2 separate regions of the Homo sapiens genome follow, and region 1 is linked to region 2. The links are chromatin loops, found by intact Hi-C in ENCODE. Cell type or tissue: PC-3. All regions are shown on one strand. Each heading gives the region's core, and the rest is flanking DNA. Links, peaks and the distances in the headings are about the cores only.

The links. Peaks named below come from ENCODE experiments on the same cell type or tissue, not always from the same donor. Only the 100,000 strongest peaks of a DNase experiment are listed, where the experiment ranks them.
Region 1: a loop joins it to region 2, with 5 times the contacts of the local background. A loop is called at or near these places in 21 of 110 quality-filtered maps.

What each region holds. Positions count from the first base shown.
Region 1 is chr6:29,853,049-29,856,350 of GRCh38, reverse strand. The region is part of intron 1 of LOC105375010 (a long non-coding RNA gene); the gene reads left to right. It also overlaps the pseudogene MICF. Among named protein-coding and RNA genes, the nearest start is that of HCP5B, 19 kb to the left of the region's middle. In PC-3, for the core only: no CTCF peak of the experiment used is centred there; no DNase peak of the experiment used is centred there.
Region 2 is chr6:30,168,774-30,172,075 of GRCh38, reverse strand. It overlaps TRIM15 (tripartite motif containing 15), which reads right to left. Exons shown (of 7, transcript NM_033229.3): 4 at 2,813-2,835; 5 at 1,460-1,575; 6 at 1,068-1,100; 7 at 1-244. Among named protein-coding and RNA genes, the nearest start is that of TRIM15, 6.9 kb to the right of the region's middle. RefSeq lists an enhancer at 1-330. In PC-3, for the core only: CTCF peaks have their summits at 1,673 and 1,879 (motif pointing right); a DNase peak (open chromatin) is centred at 1,875; H3K27me3 peaks cover 484 bases.

The sequences.
Region 1 (3,302 bases), core at 369-2,868, 320 kb after region 2:
ATCTTCATCAAATTTATCAATGAATTTTGACCAATACAGCATATTACTCTTGCCACTATCAATGTACATAAAGATCCCTTTTTCTCCCTTCAACTCAGCTTCCATGCCTCCAGCAGCCATTGATCTGACGGCTGTCAGGATAGCACAGTTCTTCCTGTTTTAAAACTTCATACAAATCTACTCATCCCATATGGCCTCCCTTGTATCTGGCTTTTTGCGCTTGTTGTAATACCTATGTGATCAATCCATGTTGGTGCACGTATCAGTAGTTCTTTCATTTTCATTGCTGATAATATTCCATTGTATGACTGAATCATGATTTTTGTACATTGGCAGTTATTTCTTGTTTTTTACTATTATAAATAAAGAAACTATGAACATTTTTATGCAGGGATTATCGACAAAATCTTCATTTCTCTTGAGTATATACCTAGGAGTGGAAATGGTAGCTGTAGAGGACTAGCTTGTTTAACTTTATTAGATGATATGAAATTGATTTTCAAAATGGATGTTTTATATTCTTATAGGCAATGGAGGAGAGTACAGATTGTTCCACTTCCTTGCTAGCATTTATAGTTATTAATCATTTTAATTTTAGCCATTCTAATGGTTGCTTAGTGGTTTCTCACTGTGGTTTTACTTTGCATTTTTCCCTGAACTGGCCATTCATATATCTTCTTTTGCAATGTTTCAGATTTCTCTACAGATTGTGGAAGGTGCTAAATAAAGATGAGTCCTCTTTCTCTAGTGCTGGACCTAAAGCAGAATGTTCAGAGTCCCTCCACATATCCCAATCCAGCCAACCACATACCATGTTTGCCTCCAGAAGCTCCTACTCCTTCATCCGTCTTTCACGGTCTATCACTTCATTCTGGCTTAAGCTCACACTCCTCCAGGAAGTCAGTTACTGTGAAGGTCACTAACATGCTCAGTATTGTCATGTCTCCACCTGTCTTTACTTCTCTGTAGCTTTCCTCACACTCAACGACTCCTTTTTATTTTGCTCAATTTCTGTGGATTCACTTCACAAATTTTATTATAAGGTAGTTCTAGCTAGAAGAAAAAATAGAGAATTATAAGAAATCTTTGTGAAGCTGCCACCCAGGTTTGTCAATTTGTGACATTTTAATATTATTGGCTGTATGTAGTATACATAGAAAATAACAGAAACACGTGTAGATAGCCCTGATTTTCCACAGTTCTGTTATGCATGTGTTTCAGTCAATACTGTACTGAGCAAAGCAAGAACTGTTGGTGAATGTGTGTCTTGAATTTGCTGTATGCCCCTATATTCTTACTAAGTTTTAAAAAGTCTCTTGTTTTTGTTTGTTTGTTTGTTTGTTTGTTTTTAACATGGTTTCACTTTGTCACCTGGACTGAAATGCAGTGGCACAAACACAACTCACTTCAGCCTCTACCTGCCAGGCTTAAGCAATTCCTCCCTTCTAGGCCTCTTGAGTAGCTGGGACTAGAGGTTTGCGCCACCATGCCTGGCTAATTTCTGTATTTTTTGTAGAGAAAGGGATTTATCATGTTTCCCAGACTTGTCTGGAACGCCTGGGGTCAAGCAATCTGCCCACCTTGGCCTCCCAAGATGCTAGGATTATGGGTATAGGCCCCCTTGCCTGGCTTTACTTTTAGACTTTTTATAAATTGTTTCTTGCTGATTTTGTTATGCATTTGCTTGCTTTTTCCGTTAACATGGTCTATGAGATGGATCAATGTTCACACAAATAGTTCATTTGTTTTCATTGCTAGATAGTATTCCATGGGAGGAATATGCTACAATTTATCTCTTCCCCACTTCATTGACCTCTACATAGTCTTTATTAAAGACACTGCTGCAATGAACATGCTGGGACATTGCTTTCTGGTTCCAAGAATATGTGAGCTCCCCTAGGATATGCATGTAAGAGTGGGGTCACTGCACCCTTCCCATATGATGCTACATGATGTCAAATTGTTCTCTGAAAGAAATAATCCAAATGCCTATCAGTAGGGAGCTGGTTAAAAAGCATTGCATTCAAAAAGGGTAATCTCTATTTTAAAAAATGCATGCCTATACAGTGGATTGCCAAGAAATTTTTGAACAAAAAAAAGAAAGACATAGTGTAGTTCTTGATATTTCTTCATGGGATGGTCTCCGTGATACAATGGTAAGGGAAAACAGCAAGGTACAGAAAAGCATATGTAGTTTGCTAAAATTTGTGTGCAAAGGGAGAAAGAACATACACATATACATTTATATTTGCTTGCACAGTCACAAAATACCTTTGAAAGAATAAGCACTGCCTGATGAGTTTGGAGTGAGAGATGGTCAGGATGATTTCCCGCACAGTCAGGTTGTTTGAAGGGAGGGGAAAAGAGCAAGCAGCAAGTTTTGTGTTTCTGCAAAGACAGAGACAGTGCAGGAGACACTGAGAGCCTGGAGTGTCCGGGAAACCCGAGTCTTTCTGCCATTTCCCCACTTCTGTGTATCTGGCAGGGGGTGGTGATTTCTCATCCTTGAACCTAATTGCACTGTCAGTTGGCCCCTCAGGCCTGGGCAGATGGGATGGTTCATCCCCTGCCCTGCAGCAAGAGGGCCCTGTCCAGGAGGCACCCACAGCAGGGGCAGTGCAGGTCTGTGGTCGCTCCTGCTCTCACCTGTGGTGTCTCCTGAAGAGGGATTGTCAGTTCTGGTTCCCCGTGGGCGGGAACGGTTGCCTTGTAGGTTACTGGGGCACTGGCCAGGAAAGGGGTGTGAAAGTTATGTGCTAATTTCTCAAAATTCCTGCTTTAAATGCTGATGTCCAATAAAGATGTTCGTAGTTTCAGCTGGGTCTTAAAAGGATTTCCACCAATACTAATGTTGTAACCCATATCAAATGAAACAGGAACTCAAATGTGGAGCTCCCTCTCCAGGACGGTCCATGTGGGAGACAGTGGCTGTGGCAGTGGCAATCCCCAAGTGCAAAGGGTGGGCAGAGGCAGCCTCAGGCTGAGGGGTCTCAAGAAACTTTCTACTCCACAGGGAGAAGAAGATCCCCTATGGGCTGTGAGGGCAGTGGCTTGGGTGGAATCCCTGCTAGGAATCCCTGCTAGGAACAGGAGAGGAAGGCCTTTCAGCCTCCCCAAGCAGCAGCCCTGGGGAGAAGCTGTGCTTCCAGGGATGAGTGGACCAGGCTGGAGCAAGCATGGCCCAAGTGCAGGTCATGGGCCTGGGGGTCAGGGTAGGCTCCTTGAGCAAGGGGGTTCCCAGGGTCAGGTCAGCTGCAGACCCCATAGCAGCTACATGTTTCCATGCTGGGCCTGCCATGCTG
Region 2 (3,302 bases), core at 632-3,131:
TTCCTCCTCACCCCCTCCCCGGCCACCCCCACCGTGCAGCCGCCGCCGTCGCCCAGCTGCAGGTCAACCTGCCAGCGGTGGCGCCCGGAGGAGAAGCCCGGGAAGCCCAGAACCGCCGGGAGGCCGTCGAAGCGCAGGGGGCTGTCTGGCAGGCTCTTCTTCTGCCGGGTGTACCTCACTGACTTCCTGTCTTCCGAGAGAACCAGGCTCCGGCTGGCGGTCTGAGGGTCCAGAGTGATGACCCCTAGAGGGAGGAGCGCGCAGACATCAACAGCGGGCGGCAACCACAGATGTTCCTAGAGCAGGCAACGCACGTGGGAGGCAGAAGGAGTACTGGACTTGGGCAGCCTGCCATTGGGCCACTTCTCTGAACCGCCCTTCTACCTAATCAGCAAGTGGTGCTGTTAAGGATTTGCTTCTCAAAGTGCAGCGGGAGGGACCAGCAGCATCCCCACCACCTGGGTGTTTGTTAGAAATGCAGAATATTGGGCCCCATCCCACCCTACTAAATCAGAATCTGCATTTTAACAGGATCCCTAGGAGACGTTTCTGCATATTAAGTTTGAAAAGCACTTACCTATACCAGAGTGAGTGAGGTGATGCTTATGGAAACAACTTCTAAATTAAGCACCAATTTAAAAATAAATGTGATTTTTAAAAAATTGCACATTTTTTGTTCAAATCAGTAGAGAGCCCAGCACAATGCTCTCAAAAAACTAGGGCTTGATAAGTATTTTTCAACGAGTAATATCTACACAAGTAGATGACATTAATTGAGCACTTACTATGAGTCAGGTAATATACTAAGCTCTTTGCATGTATTAATTTATTTTGTCCTCACAGCTACTTATGGGACAGGTACAGTACTTTTATTTTCATTTTACTGATGAAGAAAATATTGTGGGACAGAGGCTTAATAACTTGCCCAGTGTCTCAGAGCTAGCAAGAACTGGAATCGAGAACTCAAGCAATCAAGCTCCAGAATTCATGCATTTTATTGCTCTGTTTGCTGCCATGGATTGAATGGATGAATGGAAGAATGACTCCCCAAATCCCAAGCTGTTTACCTGAATCTATTTCCAGATGATGCGCCAAGTTTTCTGAGGGAAGCAGAAATAGAAAGAGAGATCTGTGACTTATTACTTCTTATAGGCACCCCCAGGGGCAAGGTGACTTGAGTACAATGTGAAGATGAGGACAGAAGACTCGGCTTCTGCTGTGGTCTAGTGGAGGAGAAGGGTCCTCACCCTCCTGGACTCTCAGTCCTGCACCTGTCCTTAGGGAGTGGAGGAGATGCTCTGGGAATAGTGCCCCTGAATAAATTGAGATCACTAAGGGAAGGCTCTGGGGAGGGAAGATGTCTCGAGCCAGGTTTCAAGGGCAGAGAAGGATGGAGATGGGTGGAAGACAGGAGGGCAGCTAATGGGACTGGGGAAAACTGTGGCGCCTTCCCCTTTACCTGAGAACATCCTCATCATCTCTGGGAGGGTGAGTATTTTCCTGTGGAAATCACGGATCTTCTTGACAAGGTCAGGAGAAATGGCCTCAGGACTCACAAAAGTCTTCATCTCACACCTGCAGACAGGTTTGGTAACCAGTTAGGTCCAAATTCCAAAAACAAATGTTCGGGTGAGACCACGTGAGGCTAAAATCAGACTAAAGAATGATCTTGGCGTCTGTGGTGAATAATGAAATTGAGTATCATTTCTTTACTTTTGCTGGAAATGTGTAGTTACTAAAATAGTAGGCATTTCAGTTAAACCTAAGAGGAACTAAGGATAATCACTTCTCAAGAATTGGAGGTAAGCCCCTTTAGGAGAATGTTTGGTTCTGTAGGGGCTGAGGGACAGAGATCATTACCCCTTTTGGTCTCTAGAGGGCAACAGGGTACCATTTGAAAACAGCCTTAAACTACCCTTGTGTATGCTGCTATTTGTAAAGGAAAAGAGGCTAGAAGGGAAGAAAAAAAAAGGATCAACGAAAATATATATTGCAATGAAAAAAACTCCTGATTCTGGTCCCAGCTCAGTCCTCATTAGACACTTGCTGCATTACCTTGAAGACTCTTCACCCCCTGGGTCTCAGTTTCTTCCTCAGACTGGAAGACCTCCAAGCCCTTCTAGATCTAAACCTCTAATGCTCTTTGAAAAGCATGTTTGGAGACACTTCCTGATTCATGGACCCTGGGTTTATCCTCCCTGCACGGGAATAGGCACAAAGCACGTGACAATTGTTCCCTAGTCACTACACCTCTCTTCATCTCAGTGCAGACTGCTAATGCTTATAGCAGACAGGGAAGGAAAGGGCCATGCATTTACAATGCCACTGGCTCCTGGTGGCTGTCCTTTTACAGTAGCATTAGAAAATTCTGAAGGAAACCAGAGATGTGTGTAAAAAATGAATGAATGAAAGAACAGGCTGGTATTCCTGGTTTCCATGCTTATCATAGTCTACAGAAAGTATTCCCCCTTTAAATTACATTTTAAATGGTGTTAGATACTGACTCAAGTACTAATAATTTCATAGATTAAATAAATGTTCCTGGATCAACCTAAAAACATGATTATTATTTATAACTTCACTTCTAGGGGAAAAAATGTGTCCCCAATACCAACCAATCAATTTAAAAATGAACCTTTAGAACGCAAATCTTTAGTGAGTTTGGACTGTTTGTGCACAGTTGAATGAGACAGTGTGTCTGCCAGAGTGCCTTTGCTTTCCTGGCAAAGTGGGTGGCAGTAAGTGCCCCTGCCCCTTCCCATTCAGTCTTGATGTTGAGTAAAAGGAGGCAGGACCGGGGAGTGGGCCCTACCTGCTCTGGTTGACTCTGACATCCTGCAAAAGAAAGACAAGAACATACATTTAGTTTCCATAAGTCCTTCCTGTCAGGGATTCTGTACATCACTTTTCCCTTAAAATATGAACTCAAAACTCTCCTTCTGCAGAGAGTTGTCCTGTTTAATTACCTACTCATTAGATTGTTCTTTTACATCATGTTTTCTTACTAATTTGGGTTTCTGTAGTCAGTTCATTTGTGCTGGTTTCCCTGTTTCAGCCTTATCGTGGGGGTGGGTTGTGTCTGCAATGATTAGGAGGTGGTAGAGAGCAGGGGCCTGCCTTCAGTTATCAGCTGGACCTGATGTGAGCCAGGATCACATATTCATAACCATAGCAGACACCAGTTATTGAGTTCTTTCTGTATATCAGGAATCATGCCAAGCATTTTTTATGGATTGTTTCTTATAATTTTGCAATAACTTTATGAGGGAGGTGCTATTGCTGTCCCCATGTTTAGAGAGGCT